Linked DNA regions of Homo sapiens: region 2 is linked to region 1. The links are chromatin loops, found by intact Hi-C in ENCODE. Cell type or tissue: B cell. All regions are shown on one strand. Links, peaks and the distances in the headings refer to the core of each region. The heading gives the core; the rest is flanking DNA. Region 1 overlaps MANBA (mannosidase beta). Region 2 overlaps UBE2D3 (ubiquitin conjugating enzyme E2 D3).

What was found. A loop is a pair of places that touch in the nucleus more often than their neighbours do. Peaks named below come from ENCODE experiments on the same cell type or tissue, not always from the same donor. Only the 100,000 strongest peaks of a DNase experiment are listed, where the experiment ranks them.
Region 2: it touches region 1 in a loop (3-fold over the local background); 2 of 110 quality-filtered maps call a loop at or near these places.

What each region holds. Positions count from the first base shown.
Region 1 is chr4:102,738,946-102,749,081 of GRCh38, reverse strand. All of the region lies in intron 1 of MANBA (mannosidase beta), which reads left to right. Among named protein-coding and RNA genes, the nearest start is that of MANBA, 17 kb to the left of the region's middle. In B cell, for the core only: a CTCF peak has its summit at 5,507; a DNase peak (open chromatin) is centred at 5,501; H3K27ac peaks cover 2,747 bases.
Region 2 is chr4:102,792,768-102,802,903 of GRCh38, reverse strand. It overlaps UBE2D3 (ubiquitin conjugating enzyme E2 D3), which reads left to right. Exons shown (of 8, transcript NM_181891.3): 5 at 266-343; 6 at 1,345-1,450; 7 at 3,404-3,497; 8 at 5,444-8,521. The coding sequence ends at 5,489. LOC102723704 (a long non-coding RNA gene) reads right to left here. Exons shown (of 5, transcript NR_125932.1): 5 at 3,329-3,476. Among named protein-coding and RNA genes, the nearest start is that of UBE2D3, 30 kb to the left of the region's middle. In B cell, for the core only: no CTCF peak of the experiment used is centred there; no DNase peak of the experiment used is centred there; H3K27ac peaks cover 850 bases.

The DNA.
Region 1 (10,136 bases), core at 1,689-9,688:
GATCTTTTAAGTCCCATCTATACTGTCTTATAACCATTCCTTAACATTTCTACCGCTATCAACCTAGCTCATTGTTTTCTTTTTTTTAAAAAAAGAGATAAATTAATCTTAATGACATTTAGAAACAGGTAAAGGATATAAATAGCAAATGGGTTTTTTTTTTTCTTTTTAGATGGAGTCTTGCTTTGTCACCCAGGCTGGAGTGCAATGGCACGATCTCGCCTCACTGCAACCTCTGCTTCCTGGGTTCAAGTGATTCTCCTGCCTCAGCCTCCCGAGTAGCCGGGATTACAGGCGCCTGCCACCACACCTGGCTAATTTTTGTATTTTTATTAGAGATGGTGTTTCATCATGTTGGCCAGGCTGGTCTCGAACTCCTGACCTTGTGATCCGCCCACCTCGGCCCCCCAAAGTGTTGGGATTACAGGCATGAGCCACCTTGCCTGGCCAATAGTAAACAGTTTTAAAGGTAGGCTATGTTATGAAAAGCATCCCTGTCTTCTAGGTCCAGTTCCCTTCTATAGAAACAACCATGATTAACCGGTTTCTTGTGTATTCTTCCATAGATGTTATAAACATATACAGACAGATATCATATATAGATACATGTATTTTCCCCCCACAGATGATTGCATTCTATATATATATATAGTTTTATATTGACCTTTTTCTTTAACTTAATATATCTTAGACATCATTTCAGATCAGTACATGTAATAGAAAAGATAGCTATCATTTTTGAGTGCACACTATGTACCAAGAACTGTTCTAAGCACTCTTCATAATTGTCTCATGCACTCCTTGTACTGATCCTGTGAGGCATGTAGGTATGATTACTATCTCCATTCAAGAACTGAGAAAACAGGTGTACAGAGATGTTTTTTGAGCTTCACAAAGACTCACAGGTATTAGGATTAAGCTGGGGATCAAACCCATGCAGAAAAGGTTTCACCAACTGCCTCTTCCACATGTCAGCTCCAGTCACCTCCTGGCTTCATCTCAGAGGCAGTGGAACCATGTAGCTGCCCAGCCTCACTCCCTGAGCAAGTGTGATCTCCTCTGACTCTTCCTATCAGCTAGGAATCTGTCTGCAGGCATTTATTCTAACCTTTCATGAGGTCCAGTCCTGGGAACCCCACCGCTACACTTCAGTCAGGTGTCACTTGTCTCTGTGTCTCCTTGAAAACCTTGCATAATGCCTGGGACTTGTAGTGGGCCAAGCAAATAGTTTGTCTTGTTTTCCCTTTTAAGTTTTAGTCTCTTTGGTCAGAAAATTAGGACTCTCCTTAAACTGCAACTTTTTTCACTTAGAGCTATGTTAGATGGGAAGCAATATTTACTAATTTAAGGATTTTAGAAAAAGATAATGTTAAGGCTGACCAAAACATGTTGCCAGACTCGTGGGCTGGGGATCTCTTGTACCTGTGTACCCTTTGAAGTAAGAATCATAGCTGAAGATCCTATTTGACAGAGGAGAAACTGAAGTTTGGAGACTATAGCTTCTGAATGAAACATTGTGATGGTTAATACTGAGTGTCAACTTGATTGGATTGAAAGATACGAAGTACTAATCCTGGGTGTGTCTGTGAGGGTGTTGTCAAAGGAGATTAACATTTGACTCAGTGGACTGGGAAAGGCAGACCTGCCTTTAATCTGGATGGGCACAATCTAATCAGCTGCCAGCAAAGCCAGAATAAAAAGCAGGCAGAAGAACATGAAAAGACTATAGTGGCTTATCCTCCCAGCCTCTATCTTTCTCCCATGATGGATGCTTCCTACCCTCAAACATCAGACTCCAAGTTCTTCACCTTTAGGAATCAGACTGGCTTCCTTGCTTCTCAGCTTGCAGATGGCGTGTTATGGGACCTTGTGATCATGTGAGTTAATACTCCTTAGTAAACTCCCCTTTATATATATATATATCCCATTAGTTCTGTCCCTCTAGAGAACCCTGACTAATACAGATTTTGGTACCAGAAGTGGTTCTAGAGGAACAGAATATTAAGGATGGAGTTCTTTTATTGGTTTTGGGGTTTCTGGAGTTGGCTGCTTAATGTGATTAGACCAAAAAATGCTAAAGGTTCTTTTTCTTTCTTTTTTTTTTTTTTTTGAGATGGAGTCTCGCTCTGTCACCCACGCTGGAGTGCAGTGGCGCGATCTCTGCTCACTGCAAGCTCTGACTCCTGGGTTCACGGCATTCTGCCACCTCAGCCTCCCAAGTATCTGGGACTACAGGCGACCGCCACCACGCCCAGCTAATTTTTTGTATTTTTAGTAGAGACGGGGTTTCACCATGTTAGCCAGGATGGTCTCGATCTCCTGACCTCATGACCCTCCCGCCTTGGCCTGCCAAAGTGCTGGGATGACAGTCGTGAGCCACAGTGCCCGGCCTAAGAATTCTATTTCTAATAGTATGGAGAACACCCATAGTCCTTGGCATGAACTGTTTAGAGAGTTATGCAAAATAAATGCATCTGATACTCCTGATTCACTGCTCGTGAGAGGCAAGGAGTTTAGTGACTTGAAACATAATACCTTTGACCATATGTGGAGAACCAAGGAACATAATAAAGCTGGTTGGTTGCTCCTACGTTCACTGGACAAAGTGATGAAAGAAAAATGATGAGCTCAGGGATTCATTTTCAGCTTCAGAAGTAGTACTGAGCCTCACACCTGCTAGATTACCCTGTGTAAGAGTCTTATCTCCTATAGAGAAAGAGCTGAAATTGTGGAAAAATAGACACAAGCTCTTATCATGTGAGTGGCTGACCTGCAACGAAAGGTGCATGCACAGCCTTTCCAGGTGTCTACTGTTAAAGTGAGGGGATTGACTGGAAAAGAATGGGACCCTGCAACTTGGAATGGGGATGTGTGGTGGAGGGCCTAATGAAGCTGGGGACACTGAGCTTGTTAACTCTGATGAACCTTTTTTGCCAGAAGAAACAGCTTCTTCATCCCCAGTAGTGGCAACATCCCCTCCCCAACACATGCTGCCATCAGCCTTTCCACCTTTGTCTGAGGAGATAAACCATGCGCTGCCTGGAGGCAACAGTGATGGCCTCCTCTGAGGCAGTTGCCAGGCAAAATAACGTTGATTCTCCTCAGGAGCCACCCCCAACACCCCTGTTTGCTTCTAGACCTATACCTAGACTAAAGTCCCAGCAGACCCCTAGAGGTGAGGTTCAGAGTGACCCTTGAGGAGATGTGCTACACTAGAAAAGAACTGCTTGAGTTTTCTAATTTATATAAGCAGAAATCTGGAGAAGAGTCATAGGAATGGATATTAAGGGTGTGAGATAATGGCGGAAGGAATATAGAGTTGGATCAGGCTGGACTTATTGATTTGAACCCACTAAGTAGAGATTCTGCTTTTGATGTTGCAGCTCAGGGAGTTAAAAAAGGTTTTAATGGTTCTAATAGTTTATTTGCTTGGTTAGCTGAAATATGGATAAAAGATGGCCCACTGTGAGCAAGCTGGAAATGCCTGATCTCTCTCAGTTTAATGTAGAGGAAGGGATCCAAAAGTTTAGGGAGATTGGATGCTGGAGTGGATTGGTCACTTTGGACCTACCCATCCCAGCTGGGAGGGTCCAGAAGATACACCCTTGACCAACGCTTTGCGAAATGGATTTGTGATGGCGGCAACTGCATCTCTGAAGAGTCCTGTAATTGCTCTTCTCTGTATGTCAGATCTAACGGTGGGAACAACAGTCACTCCACCACAAAATTTATAGGCCCAGAAACCCTTGAATGAAGGGGAGGCTGGGTCCCCTTGAAAAGGACCCCACTATGCTAGTGACTATTTATGCTGTTAATATTTCTCCCATCCTTCCCCAAGGAGACCCCCAGTCTATTACCAGGGTAACTGCATTGAAGAAAGGGAAATGATCAGACATTTTGGGGACTACTGGACACTGGCTCTGAGCTGACATTGATACCAAGGGACCCAAAATGTCATTGTGGTCCTCCAGTTGAAGTAGAGGCTTATGGAGATCAGGTAATTAATGGAGTTTTAGCTCAGGTCTGACTTACAGGTCTGACTTCCTTCCTTGGAAGGAAATCCAGGGACCCACCCTGTGGTCATTTCCCAGTGCCAGAATGCATAATTGCCATAGACATACGTAGCAGGTAGCCAAACCCCCACACTGGCTCCCTGACTTGTAGGGTGAGAGTTATTATGATGGGAAAGGCCAAATGGAAACCATTAGAGCTACCCCTACCTAGAAAAATAGCAAATCAAAAACAATATCACATCCATGGAGGGATTGTGGAGATTAGTGCCACCATCAAGGACCTGAAAGTCTCAAGGGTGGTGATTCCCATCACATCCCTGTTCAAGTCTCCTATTTGACCTGTGCAGAAGACAGAAGGATCTTGGAGAATGACAGTGGATTGTTGTAAACTTAACCAAGTGGTGACTCCAATTGCAGCTGCTGTACCACATGTGGTTTCATTGCTTGAGCAAATTAACACATCTCCTGGTACCTGGTATGCAGCCATTGATTTGGCAAATGTCTTTTTCCCCATTCCTGTCCATAAGGCCCACCAGAAGCAATTTGCCTTCAGCTAGCAAGGCCAGCAATATACCTTTGCTGTCCTACCTCAGGGACATATCAACTCTCTGGTTTTATGTCATAATCTTGTTCGAAGAGACTTTGATCTCTTTCGCTTCCACAAGGTATCACACTGGTCCATTACATTGATGACATTATGCTGATTGGATCCAGTGAGCAAGAAGTACCAAACACACTGGACTTATTGGTGAGACATGTGCATCCAACCAAAATTCAGGGAACTTCTACCTCAGTAAAATTTCTAGGGGTCCAGTGGTATGGGGCCTATTGAGATATTCCTTCTAAGGTGAAGGATAAGTTGCTGCATTTGGCCCCTTCTACAACCAAGAAAGAGGCACAACGTCCTGTGGGCCTATTTGGATTTTGGAGGCAACACATTCCACATTTGGTTGTGTTACTCTGACACATTTAGCAAGTGACTCAAAAGGCTGCCAGTTTTGAGTGGGATCCAGAACAGGAGAAGGTTCTGCAACAGGTCCAGGCTGCTGTGCAAGCTGCTCTGCCACTTGGACCATATGACCCAGCAGATCCAATTGTGCTTGAGGTATCAGTGGCAGATAGAGATGGTGTTTGGAGCCTCTGGGAGGCCCTCATAGCTGAATCATGGCAGAGGCTGCTAGGATTTTGGAGCAAAGCCCTGCCATCTTCTGCAGATAACTACTCTCCTTTTGAGAGACAGCTCTTGGCCTGTTACTGGGCTTTGGTGGAAACCAAACCTTTGACTACGGGTCATCAAGTCACTGTGTGACCTGAACTGCCTATCATGAAGTGGGTGCTTTCTGACCCATCTAGCCATAAAGTAGGTTGTGTACAGCAGCATTCCCTCATCAAATGGAAGTGGTATATACATGATTGGGCTCGAGCAGGTCCTGAAGGCACAGTTAAGTTACATGAGGAAGTGGCTCAAAGGCAGAAGTGGCTCACTTCTGCCACCCTGCCGTCTCTCCCCCAGCCTGCACTAATGGCCTCATGGGGAGTTCCCTATTATCAGTTGACAGAGGAAGAGAAGACTAGGGCCTGGTTTATAGATGGTTCTGCACGATATGCAGGCACCACCCGAAAGTGGATAGCTGCAGCACTACAGCCCCTTTCTAGGACATCCCTGAAGGATAGCAGTGAAGGGAAATCTTCTCAGTGGGTGGGACTTCAAGCAGTGCACCTGGTTGTGCACTTTACATGGAAAGAAAAATGGCCAGATGTGCAGTTATATACTGATTCATGGGCTGTAGCCAATGGTTTGGCTGGGTGGTCAGTGACTTGGAAGAAGCATGATTGGAAAATTGTGACAAAGAAATTTGGGGAAGAGGTACGTGGGTGGACCTCTCTGAATGGTCAAAAACTATGAAGATATTTGTATCCCATGTGAGTACTCACCAACAGGTGGCCTTGGCAGAGGAGGATTTTAATAATCAAGTGAATAGGATGACTCGTTCTGTGGACAACACTCAGCCTCTTTCCCCAGCCATCCCTGTCATTGCCCAATGGGCCCATGAACAAAGTGGCCATGGTGGCAGGGATGGGGGTTACACATGGACTCAGCAACATGGATTTCCACTCAGCAAGGCTGACCTGGCCACGGCACTGCTGAGTGTCCAATTTGCCAGCAGCAGAGACCGACACTGAGCCCACGATATGGCACCATTCCTGGGGGTGATCAGCCAGCTACCTGGTGGCAGGTTGATTATATTGAACTGCTTCTATCGTGGAAAGGGCAGAGGTTTGTTCTCACTGGAATGGACACTTACTCTGGATATGGGTTTGCCTATCCTGCACGCAATGCTTCTGCCAAGACTACCATTCATGGACTGACATAATGCCTTATCCACCATCATGGTAATCCACACAGCATTGCCTCTGACCAAGGCCCTCACTTTACAGCTAAAGAAGTGTGGCAGTGGGCTCGTGCTCATGGAATTCACTGGTCTTACCATGTTCCTTATCATCCTGAAGCAGCTGGATTGATAGAATGGTGGAATGGCCTTCTGTAGTCACAATTACAATGCCAACTGGGTGACAATACTTTTCAGGGCTGCGGCAAAGTTCTCCAGAAGACCATGTATGCTCTGAATCAGCATTCAATATATGGTACTGTTTCTCCCATAGCCAAGATTCATAGGTCCAGGAAGCAAGGGATGGAAGTGGAAGTGGTACCACTCACCATCACCCCTAGTGATCCACTAGCAAAATTTTTGCTTCCTGTTCCTGCGACATTACGTTCTGCTGGTCTAGAAGTCTTAGTTCCAGAGGGAGAAACGCTGCCACCAGGAGACACAATGATTCCATTAAACTAGAAGTTAAGATTGCCACCTGGACACTTCGGGCTCCTCCTAAGTTTAAGTCAGTGGGCTAAGAAGGGAGTTACAGTGTTGGCTAGGGTGATTGACCCAGACTATCAAGACAAAATCAGTCTACTGCTCCACAATGGAGATAAGGAAGAGTATGCGTGGAATACAGGAGATCCCTTGGGGTGTCTCATAGTATTACCATGCCCTGAGATTAAGGTCAATGGGAAATTACAACAGCCCAATCTGGGCAGGACTACAAATGGCCCAGACCCTTCAGGAATGAAGGTTTGGGTCACTTTACCAGGAAAAAAACCATGACCTCCTGAGGTGCTGTTTGGTAACATGAAGTTCTTCAGTGGTGATTTCTGAGATTTTGTTGCACCCATCACCCAAGCAGTATACAGTGCACCCAATGTGTAGTCTTTTATCCCTCACCTTCCCATCCTTCCCTGCAAGTCTCCAGAGTCCACTATATCATTCTTAAGCCTTTTGCATCCTCATAGCTTAGGTCCCACTTATAAGTGAGAACATACAATGCTTGGCTTTCCATTCCTGAGTTACTTCACTTAGAATAGTGGTCTCCAACTCTACTTTATTTTGTTCCTTTTTGTGGCTGAGTAGTATTCCATATTATGTATAACATATACCACATTTAAAAAATCTACTTGTTGGTTGATGGGCATTTAGGCTGGTTTCATATTTTTGCAATTGCGAATTGTGGTGCTATAAACATGTGTATCCAAGTGTCTTTTTCATATTATCACTTCTTTTCCTCTGAGTAGGTACCCAGTAGTGGGATTGCTGGATCAATGGTAGTTCTACGTTTAGTTCTTTAAGGAATCTCCATACTGTTTTCCTTAGTTGTACTAGTTTACATTCCATCCAGCAGTGTAAAATTGGTCCTTTTTCACCATATCCATGCCAACATCTATTATTTTTTGTTTTTTTAATTATGGCCATTCTTGCAGGAGTAAAGGAGTATCTCATTGTGGTTTTGATTTCCATTTCCCTGATAGTGATGTTAAACATTTTTAAATTTTTTCTGCTATTTGTATATCTTCTTTTGAGAATTGTCTATTCATGTCCTTAGCCCACTTTTTGATGGGATTATTTGATTTTTCTTGCTAATTTGTTTGAGTTCCTTGTAGATTCTGGATATTAGTCCTTTGTCGGCTGCATAGTTTGTGAAGATTTTCTCCCACTCTGTGTGTTGTCTGTTTACTCTGCTGATTATTTCTTTTTCTGTGCAGAAGCTTTTTAGGTTAGTTAGGTCCCATCTATTTATCTTCGTTTTTGTTGCATTTGCTTTTGGGTTCTTAGGAAGTCTTTGCCTAAACCAATGTCTAGAAGAGTTTTTCTGATGTTATCTTCTAGATTTTTTTTTAATGGTTTCAGGTCTTAGATTTAAGACTTTGATCTATCAAGTTGATATTTATTTATATAAGGTGAGAGATGAGGATCCAGTTTCATTCTTCTACATGTGTCTTGCCAATTATCCCAGCATCATTTGTTGAATAGGGTGTCCTTTCCTCACTTTATTTTTTTCTTTCATTTGTCAAAGATCAGTTGGCTGTAAGTATTTGACTTTATTTCTGGGCTCTCTATTCTGTTCCACTGGTCTATGTTCCTGTTTTTGTACTTGTAGCATGCTGTTTTTGTGACTATATCCTTATAGTATAGTTTGAAGTCAGGTAATGTGATATCTCAGGATTTGTTCTTTTTGCATAGTCTTGCTTTGGCTATGCAGGCTCCTTTTGAGTTTTATATGAATTTTAGGTTTGCTTTTGCTAGTTCTGTGAAGAATGATGATGGTATTTTGATGGGAATTGAGTTGAATTTGTAGATTGCTTTTGGCAGTATGGTCATTTTCACAATATTGATTTTATCCATTCATGAGCATGGGATGTGTTTCCATTTGTTAGTGTTATCTATGACTTCTTTTAGCAGTGTTTCATGGTTTTCCTTGTAGAGGTCTTTCATGTCCTTGGTTAGGTATATTCCTAAGTATTTTATTTTATTTTTTGCAGCTATTGTAAAAGGGGTTGAGTTCTTGATTTGATTATCAGCTTGGTCGCTGTTGGTGTATAGGAGTGCTACTGATTTGTGTACGTTGATTTGGTATCCCAAAACTTTGCTGAATTTATTTATCAGGTTAAGAACTCTTTGGATGAGTCTTTAGGGTTTCCTATGTATATGATCATATCATCAGTGAACAGCAACGGTTTTACTTCCTCTTTACTGATTTGGATGCCCTTTATTTCTTTCTCTTGTCTGATTGCTCTGGCCATGTCTTCCAGTCCTATGTCAAAGAGAAGTTGTGAAAGTGGGCATCCTTGTCTTGTTCCAGTTCTCAGGGGGAATACTTTCAACTTTTCCCTGTTCAGTACAATGTTGGCTGTGGATCTGTTGCAGATGACTTTTATTTCCTGAAGGTATGTCCCTTCTATGCCAATTTTGCTGAGGATTTTAATCATAAAGGATGCTAGACTCTGTCAAATGCTTTTTCTGCATCTGCTGAGTTGATAATATGATTTTTGTTTTTAATTCTTTTTTATGTGGTGTATCACATTTATTGACTTGCATATGTACCTGCATCCCTGGTATGAAACCCACTTGATCATGGTGTATTATCTTTTTGGTATCCTGTTGGATTTGGTTAGCTAGTGTTTTGTTGAGGCTCTTTGCAGCTATGCTCATCAGGGATATTGGTCTGTAGTTTTTGTATGTTATGTCCTTTTCTGGTTTTGGTAGGTGATAGTACTGGCTTCATATAATTATTTAGGGAGGATTCCCTCTTTCTCTATTTTTTGGAGTATTTTCAGTAGGATTGGTACCAATCTTTCTTTGAATGTCTGATAGAATTCAGCTGTGAATCCATCTGGTCCTGGACTTTTTTTTGGTCAGCAATTTTTAAATTACTCTTTCAACACCACTACTTGTTATTGGTCTGTTGAGAGTTTCTATTTCTTCCTGTTTCAATCTGAGAAGATTGTATATTTGCAGGAATTTATCCATTTCCTCTAGGTTTCCTAGTTTGTGCACATAAAGATGTTCATAGTAGCCATGAATGATCTTTTGTATTTCTGTGGTATCAATTGTAATATCTCCCATTTCATTTCTAATTGAGCTTATTTGTATCTTCTCTCTTCTTGATTAATCTCACTAGTGGTCTATCAATTTCATTTATCTTTTCACCGAGCCAGTTTTTGTTTCATTTATCTTTTTTCTTCCCTTGTTCGATTCTATTGTTGAAACTTTCCAGTGTATTTTGCATTTC
Region 2 (10,136 bases), core at 890-8,889, 55 kb before region 1:
ATCTAGAATACTTGCGTTTCTGGATAACTTTTTAAAAAAACATTTTGGTGACGTGTAAAATGACTAGATAAATTAGGGTTTATTACTGTATAAGTTTTAAGTTTTTTTCTATTACTATAGACTGAATTTTCATGGAATAGATTATTTATTGCAGTGTAAATAGGTGATTTGGGTTCATTATTAGAGAAATGCTTGGAAACAAATGTTACGGAATATTTAGCAATAATATTTTAAATTTGAGTTAAGCATACTTTTCTTTTTACAGAATGACAGCCCATATCAAGGCGGTGTATTCTTTTTGACAATTCATTTTCCTACAGACTACCCCTTCAAACCACCTAAGGCAAGTATTTTCCCTCAAAATCTGTTAGTATAGATTTATGCTTTATTTCAAAGGAATAGAGCATTCTTGGAAGATAGGGTTCTGTGTAGGCTGTATATATATGTTGAATTGCACTCATGTATAGATGCTGACTCTTAACCTTTGGTTTAAAGAGCTAGACCTCAGTTTGAGCTTTGTAAATAGGAATAAGGTTTGCCTTTTCTTTAATGTTGCAAGATTCAGACCATGTGGAAGCTTCCGCCCTCATCTGTATTATTGTTACACAGATTCTGATTTTTGGGCTTTTGTTGTCTTGTAAGCATCAAATGTCCAACTTCAATTTATATTTGCACGTATTGTTACAGCATATGCTTATTATGCTTATAGTTTTGTATACGTAAGTGTAAATTTGTGAAAACTTAGAGTTGCTTAGTGCACTGGTTTATAGGTATTAAAAGCATATTATCCTTCACTTTTCAGTCATTAACATAAATTCAACCTGTATGAATAACTAGAAAAGGTAATATACAAAGGTCATAAACATGTCACTATAACAATCTCTAGTAATGTTATAGGTGCAATGTGATGGTTTCCATTTTTGTGATTCAAGTTTATGTTTTATGTACGGTGGAAATGCAGACTCAGGTGTACCTGTGTAACTTAATGAAACTTTAAATGAGATGGTCTACAAATTTTGGTTACATCCAAAAGTTAGGGCTTTTATAAATGAATGTGTTAAATACCTTTAAATTGCCCTTTGATTCATGATATGGTAGGGCCACAGTAACCTTTAGAACTTTACATCATATGAGTAATGAAATTTTTATCCAAAAGTTTAGGTTTCTGTTGTAAAAAGAGGAGGCAGGGGGTTGTGGTCAGATTGTAAAAATCAGTTTCTATAATATTTAGAACTTCTATGCTAATAGATGACATTTTTAACATTGTGGCTTGATTATTTTAAGTTTTGCTTTAAAAGATGTTTGTTTTTATTTGAATAAAATACTTAAAAGTTTTTGTTTTAGGTTGCATTTACAACAAGAATTTATCATCCAAATATTAACAGTAATGGCAGCATTTGTCTCGATATTCTAAGATCACAGTGGTCGCCTGCTTTAACAATTTCTAAAGGTAAATATTTCTAGTGAAATAAGCTGTTCTCATTGTCTAATAAAGCTTCATTCTTAGATCTACTTATCTGAGTATTTTTATTATGGCAGCTTTTTGGTAAGAGATGGGGAAGCAATAAAGTTACTTTTATAATTTTTGTTCTTTTAGTGGTGTTGATTAAAGATACTTTGTGAGAAGTTGTTAAAATTCAAATTGTGGTGAGTAGGCATTATTTGCCTAATGAGTTACCTTCATCTCATCTTATAATAGCAAAATTTATTTTAATAGACTTCTGTATTTTTCAATCCCAAACCACTTGGACATCTCACACTAACTTGCGGCCTTTTTACCAAGAATGGTATGATATACCTAAACTTAATAGAGCTTTTGAATCCTGAGGTTTCCACTCTAGGAAAATTCTGATTTTGCTTTCCTGGGTTAATTTTTAGACAAATCTTCAGTCATGTTTTATGTAACCATGATAGGTTGTTTCTACCTAATGACAGTCTAAAATTATATAATCTTCGAAAGATCTGTAGATCAATTCTGGTCTCTTAATAGGTATCTGTTACGTTATATGTAACAAGTTTTCCGGTCTCCGCATGAATATCCCAGGTGAAGTTGTAATAATTAACACTATTTCACCATTAATTGTTTTTTGATTTTATGAGTTCAGTAAGTACAAAAAAGCTTTTTCAAAAGGCAAGGCATTGTATAAAAGTTTCATATGTGTATATACTGCACTTGAATCTCATGGAGAGAGACTGTAGCAGTAGCATTTCCCAAACTTTATTGAGTAGAATCACTTAAGGGAGAAAAAGAAACAACTTAGGCAGATGCTGCCATAATTCGAGTGTTTTTAAAATTTTACACCTGTTTTTCACCTTCTTGGATGCTTTCTAATTTCTTTTCAAATCATGCTACATACCTAAATATCAGTTTCCAAGTTTTTCTACTACTGCTGGGAGTGTACAGTAACACTGAAAACTGTTTTTGTAAGGGCAGATTGAATTGGTATTGTTTTGTCGTTAAAGCAACTTACTTTTTTGGCAGCCATACTTTGCTAACTTATTAAACTAGCAGTCACAACTGAAGCTACCTTTTTTCTGTGAGTTATTGTATAGCCAAGTCTCCTATATTAGGTAATTTTATATTCTGCTGTATTTGGGGTTTGAAATTAAATTTGCTGTAGTCAATAAATATGTGACAGTGTTGTCTTTTTTATACTATTGCTTTTTTTAAAAAAAAATCGGTCAGAACCATTTCAAGCATTTATATCTTAACATTTTATAACAGCACCACCATATATGGTGACTGGCACATAGCAGGCACTCAAAGTGAATGCGATCTATGTTCCTTAATGCTTGACATCTTATACATCAGTATGTTGAACTGGTTAAGGTAAAAACTAGAGCTGATGACTCACTTAGTACTAAAGAGATTTTGGCATTGTATTTAACTAGTACTCTTGGGAATATGGTTTCTTGCTTACAAGTTCAAGGAGACATTTAGTGGAGCACTTGAGGGTTTTTCTCAGAAATTGCCAAGACAACGGCTAAGAATGGATTTTTCATCATGCCTAATGGCTATGAATATGGCATGAGTGTTACCTGCATATTCTTGCTAAAGTCCCCCCCCCCCCAGCCACTGAGTACCAAGAAACTCAAGTTCTAATATCATTTATGCCTATTTAAAATATATATATTAATATGGCATCAGTTGCCTATCTTAGAAACTATTTTTATGGCTAGTCTGCAGTGAATTTCATGCCACAAAACCCTGTTTTTAGCACTTCTTACTTACCAGGAGCTTGTCTTCTGTGAAACAAAATCTCTGTAAAACTGTGTCTCATTGAGATAAAGATACAAACTAATAAAAGTCTTTTGAGGATTGAGTTTTGTAATACACGGTTTAGAAAAATTTATTTATCCAAACTCCTGAAACTGGGTAACAGATGTTTTTGTTTTCTTGCAGTTCTTTTATCCATTTGTTCACTGCTATGTGATCCAAACCCAGATGACCCCCTAGTGCCAGAGATTGCACGGATCTATAAAACAGACAGAGATAAGTAAGTATGTTAAAAAGTTATTATAAAAGTGGTTTTACTTAATGAGTTAGGCTTATACTTTGCTTGTGACAGTGCCAAGAAGACTTGATATTTAGTAAGATAATAGTTAAAATATGGAGAAAGCTATTGAAATGTGGTTATTTAAAAAAACTTAACTAGGCTTTAGCTTATGTGACAGTGAATGCTCCCCTCTAAAATGTTTTATTGTTGTTTTTTTTTTCCTAGCGTGTTAAACAGTATCACTTTATTCTCAACTTTTGGGGAAGAAAGCAAATTTTTCTTTACCCCAAGCATGTTTTTCCAAAAATGTTAGTACTATTGTAAAAATTTGGTCTAAATTTCTCAAATATTTGAATTATATTTATGTTCAACTTAACCATTATAACTTTCATATGTTATAATTAATGCTAAGTGTACTTGTTCAATTAGGTACAATAGGTTAGCAAGAGAGTGGACAGAGAAATACGCTATGTTGTAGGGTAAGAGGATCTGCACTCTATGGTGCGCTTATTATGGTACTGCCAGCACTTGAGTGCTGCATGCGTTAAGGCACTGTATTAACTAACAAAAGGTAACAAATATGGCAGTCTTCTGAAAACTGTACATTTAACTGCTTGGTCTCTGTTTAACGTGAAAGTAAATATCTGGTAGCCGTTATTGCTTGAAAGTACTGCATGGCAAAGCAGTTACAATAGCACTAGTAAGAAATGGGAATTTATGTAGTATCTTTTTTTTTTTTCAAACTATCATGGTGTTTAAATTTTAGCTTGAGACTTTGTACCAATCCTATACAGAATGTGGTGGTTTAGTTCAAATTTTGCCGGGAGATAGTAATGTAAGGGAAAAACACTTTTAAGCCTAAGCATCTAAACTAAATGTTCATTACTGACAAGCATGCATTAGCGTCAGCTGTACTTTGTGGCTCCCTGTATGCTAAATAAAGCCTTTGTTTTAAAGTGCTGGCTTTTTGAGAGAGTATCCTTAGGAGATGACAATGAATTGGTAGAAAGAACTTTTTAAAAAGTTTAGGAAAGTTGTTGGACCATATTTGGTTCTTGGTTTGAAATAAAGCTAGTTAATATTTAAACAATATAAAAATTCTCCTGTGCATATATATATATATATATTCATTTCTTAAGGTTATCACTGTTTTTTGTTGTTGTAAGTAGTCTATGGCATGAGTATAATCCAGGGGGAAGCTGATAGTATTTATCAATGTTAGTAGTCTTCCTGAGTAATAACCTTGCTTGTGTGTGAATTACCTGTTGATCTTTTTAAACGAAGATGCCCTTGTTGTACTCAACAGGTCTCAGTGGTGCTTATTAGCCTCAGTTACCACACTTATTAAAAGTAACACGTGATTCTGATGAACACAACCACTCACACACACACCCCTTTTGAAAATTACTGCCCTTTGTCATTCTGCCCAGTGTCATCTTCCCCTTCTGCCTCTACCTAAGTCCCAAAGCCATTTTTTCTTGTAATATCCAGGACCAAGTAATTTCCCAAACTCTAGGATTCAGATAAAATTGTTCTAGTAAAAGCCTAGTTCTGGCCTTGGTGGAAATTTCTGTGGATAGATAGAATGTGTATACTATTTTAACATTTGTCCATAATGAACTGTAAAAATTTCTTCACGTTAAAATTAGAGCATGAGCTCGGTGGTAGAGAAAGAAAGGGTCTTTTGATTTTTGTTAGCCTCCCAATTTTCAGTGCTGCTTTCTTAGTTGTTTTTAAAATACTACTTTCAGAGCATCAGGCTCTCATTTCCCACATTGCTTTGAGTACCAGTGCTATTTCTCCCTTGTTGGCTTTTATTCTAATCATAGTCATTAGAGATGACTTCATGATGAGTCTGGAGATGATAAAATGGAAATCTTTCCCTTCCATTTAAAGTATTAGGAATTCTTTATTTTAACTTTTAAAAATAACATCTTTATTTACAGGTACAACAGAATATCTCGGGAATGGACTCAGAAGTATGCCATGTGATGCTACCTTAAAGTCAGAATAACCTGCATTATAGCTGGAATAAACTTTAAATTACTGTTCCTTTTTTGATTTTCTTATCCGGCTGCTCCCCTATCAGACCTCATCTTTTTTAATTTTATTTTTTGTTTACCTCCCTCCATTCATTCACATGCTCATCTGAGAAGACTTAAGTTCTTCCAGCTTTGGACAATAACTGCTTTTAGAAACTGTAAAGTAGTTACAAGAGAACAGTTGCCCAAGACTCAGAATTTTTAAAAAAAAAAATGGAGCATGTGTATTATGTGGCCAATGTCTTCACTCTAACTTGGTTATGAGACTAAAACCATTCCTCACTGCTCTAACATGCTGAAGAAATCATCTGAGGGGGAGGGAGATGGATGCTCAGTTGTCACATCAAAGGATACAGCATTATTCTAGCAGCATCCATTCTTGTTTAAGCCTTCCACTGTTAGAGATTTGAGGTTACATGATATGCTTTATGCTCATAACTGATGTGGCTGGAGAATTGGTATTGAATTTATAGCATCAGCAGAACAGAAAATGTGATGTATTTTATGCATGTCAATAAAGGAATGACCTGTTCTTGTTCTACAGAGAATGGAAATTGGAAGTCAAACACCCTTTGTATTCCAAAATAGGGTCTCAAACATTTTGTAATTTTCATTTAAATTGTTAGGAGGCTTGGAGCTATTAGTTAATCTATCTTCCAATACACTGTTTAATATAGCACTGAATAAATGATGCAAGTTGTCAATGGATGAGTGATCAACTAATAGCTCTGCTAGTAATTGATTTATTTTTCTTCAATAAAGTTGCATAAACCAATGAGTTAGCTGCCTGGATTAATCAGTATGGGAAACAATCTTTTGTAAATGCAAAGCTGTTTTTTGTATATACTGTTGGGATTTGCTTCATTGTTTGACATCAAATGATGATGTAAAGTTCGAAAGAGTGAATATTTTGCCATGTTCAGTTAAAGTGCACAGTCTGTTACAGGTTGACACATTGCTTGACCTGATTTATGCAGAATTAATAAGCTATTTGGATAGTGTAGCTTTAATGTGCTGCACATGATACTGGCAGCCCTAGAGTTCATAGATGGACTTTTGGGACCCAGCAGTTTTGAAATGTGTTTATGGAGTTTAAGAAATTTATTTTCCAGGTGCAGCCCCTGTCTAACTGAAATTTCTCTTCACCTTGTACACTTGACAGCTGAAAAAAAACAACATGGGAGTAATAATGGGTCAAAATTTGCAAAATAAAGTACTGTTTTGGTGTGGGAGTTGTCATGAGGCTGTGTTGAAGTGACTTATCTATGTGGGATATTGAGTATCCATTGAAATGGATTTGTTCAGCCATTTACATTAATGAGCATTTAAATGCAACAGATATCATTTCAGGTGACTTAACATGAATGAATAAAAGTCAATGCTATTGGATTGTTTTTTGTTTGACAAGTGCTATCTGTGCCACTGATTTAACTTCTGTAGTAACAAGGGCATTACCATTCTTCACCTTTCCTAATTCTGATCCCATAGTTTTACATTTTTCCTGTTTATTTTGATTTTGTTCACTGCTTTATTTCTTAAAGTTCTAGCACATCTGTGACTCCTCCACTTCCACATTTTTGCACTGCTTACACTTACGTGCAATCTTATTCCTTGTCTGCACACACATGTGGAAAGCTAGAAATAAATGTTAAAACTTACTTTTTATAAACATTTTAATATGTAGTTTGGACATGATTTATTGACTTAAGGTTCTTCTCTAAACTGGAAGTGAAATGCATGCCTTCTGAAGATGTTCTGGCTTTGTTAATTCTGTAATCATTTCATTGGGGAAAAAACCAGCTACGCAGTTTTTCCAATGAGTGAATTTTTTCATTTTGTGTTTTGCTTAAAACGGCTCCTTCAGGGTAGATGTCATACTGCATAACTTTTTTGGATTCAAATTATGAATGAGAAATTAGTTAACATTCTGCTCCACAAGGTAAGAAAAACTGCTCTTTGGCTCTATTTTCAAAATTACTTCTGAGATGCATATAGTCTCAAAATAACAGCTTTAGTAGGCATATCACTTCTTGAAAGCCAAACATGAGTGTAAGACACTTTTATGAAACACGGTGGATCCCTAACTGGCTTTCAAATTGACCTTTATAGCCTTAGACAACCCTTAGGTATTTACGGAGATGACTTCTTTGATTGTCATAACAATTAGTGGATGTGTCCAGTTCTCTGTATCTTTGACTTGATGCTTTATACATCATTTCATTTGTTGCTTCTAAGGGAATAAGCCATAGAGGCTTCTCCAGGTTTAAAAGAACAGTAAAGTACCTGGAAAACCAACATTTTTGAATGTATGGACACTGGACATGAGATATGTACAATGAAATCTTAAAAGAATCTAAGAATTTGCCCTCTTTGCCCCACTCCACCCAGTAATTTGACATTACTAGTGCCATGTATAGGACCCAACTGAGTATTAGAATCAGTTTTGACTATGTCTTTGTATTTCCTAAATCTTTTAATGCATAAACCGAATTAGGGTCCAGTTGGCCTGTTAATGGTAAATTTACATTTTAAATGACTCAGTTTGTTTTTCCTGGGCGAGTTTGCAATGTGATAATCAGATTTTTTAAAACTGATTAATTTGCTTTCTTGTGTGGGTGTACTCACATTTTAAAGTATGAACCACAGTTAACTAGTGGTCTCAGGGGTAGTGAAACACTCACTTTTTTTTTTGTTTGTTTTTTTTTGTTTGTTGAAATGGCTTAGTTGAAGTATACTTAAGGTACTGATCATGCTGTGTTAGTAATTTGGGCGGGGAGGGGGGTAACTCAGCCATGTTTTGTGTTGGCATAACAAAACTGTTAATGATTGTTGATTACACTTTTAAGTGAATTTGTCTTTTATGAGGAACCCAGTGCAAGTCACTAAATATTGTCTAATAGTGACATCTGCATAAGACTTGTAATAGCTGAAGTTAATTGAGCTTAAAGGAATTGTTACCATTAAAGTCTGTGTTTAAAGACACTTTGGTCTTACTCGGTAATTCCAGCTAACATGAAATCCACACTTGAGCTTAATGTGTGTGAGCTCGATTTTTAATTTTATACAGTTTATGAATAAGGTGGTTCTCAAAATGTTTCTTGAGATAACAATCTCAGCATCATTTAGGAAATTCTTTGTAATATAAGTTGTCAGGCCCCATCCCAGTCCTGAGTCAAACTGGCATGGAGCCCAGTCACCTATATTAAAACACCCTCCAAGTGATTCTGATGAATAGTGAAGATTGAGAACCGTTTTCAGAAGTCTGTTCGTAGCATTCCCTTGTAACAGACTACAACCAGTAATCCTTTGACTCTACAGCTATTTTTTTATAGCTGTTTTTGGCTTTAGAGAATGTGTTTAAGTATTACGTTTCTGATACCTGACAATTTCCTAGTACTTTGAATTGTAATACAGTACATTGATTTCCACATTTACACTTGGAATATTAAAATACATTAACGTCCTACAGTTGGCTAATTTGAATAACCATACTGGCATGGAATTCAACCAATCGTCAAGTATTTAAAAGTAATCAGGTGCAAAGATCTACCTAAGTATTGTGTTGGCTAGCTGAACAAATTTGAACCCAGATCCCATTCTGTGGCCTGACACTAGGCAATTTTTCCAAGTGGAAATGATGCTATGTTAAGGGTGTTTGCAGTGTTTGACAGATATTAAAGGTACCCTAAGGTGACTATTAAGATTTCTCGTGCTGTCCCATTGTAATGGAAAAATCAACGGTTAAAGGTATTTGGAAATGGCTTCAAAACATGACAGTGCCACCCCCTGCCAAAAAAACTTGAGGAACCATTTTAACAAAAAGACTTAAATATATTGAAGTTCGCCGAATGTCTTAAGTCCCTAGAAATTATTACTGTGTTGCATTATTTGTTGCTACCTTATAACTACTTGCTCATTTCTGGCCTCAGGTTTGAAAAATTTTATATGATTCAGGTATACAAGATGTTTCTGACAATTGTTCTTTTACTTGGGATGCTTCCATTAAAGTCCCATTATCAGTATCTAGATCTTCCCAAACTGTATGCTATTTATGAATGAGATTTTTTAAGAGCCCTCTTTTCTGTATTGTAAAAAATATTATGAAATTTACATTTTTACGTACTACTGTCTGATCCTCTATAGAACTTGATTTCTCATTTACCGTATCAAATTTGTAGTCAAGGCTAAACAATGAACTTTCATGTCATACTATCTTAGGAGCCCAGTTAACCACCGTCATTTACTAACCTTCAAGCTATTTCTCCTGAGCTCCCATATAGCTTCTATTCATTATCCACATGACAAGCTAAAGGGCGTCTTTTAAAATGTCTAAAACTGGACATATGTCTATAAAGACATACACATATACATATACTATTACCCCATGCTCAGTAAATGTCAACATTAAATTGCAATGGCCTAAAACCTAGGCACCATCTTTGACTTTTCACACTCCACCTTCAATCAGACTTAACAGCAGCCTTTAGAATCTGCCCATTTATCATGTTGACTGTTAGCACTATGATCTAAAGCTATATCATTTCTTATTTGGATTATTGGAGTAGCCTCCTGAGTGATCTCCCCACGTTGCAGCAAT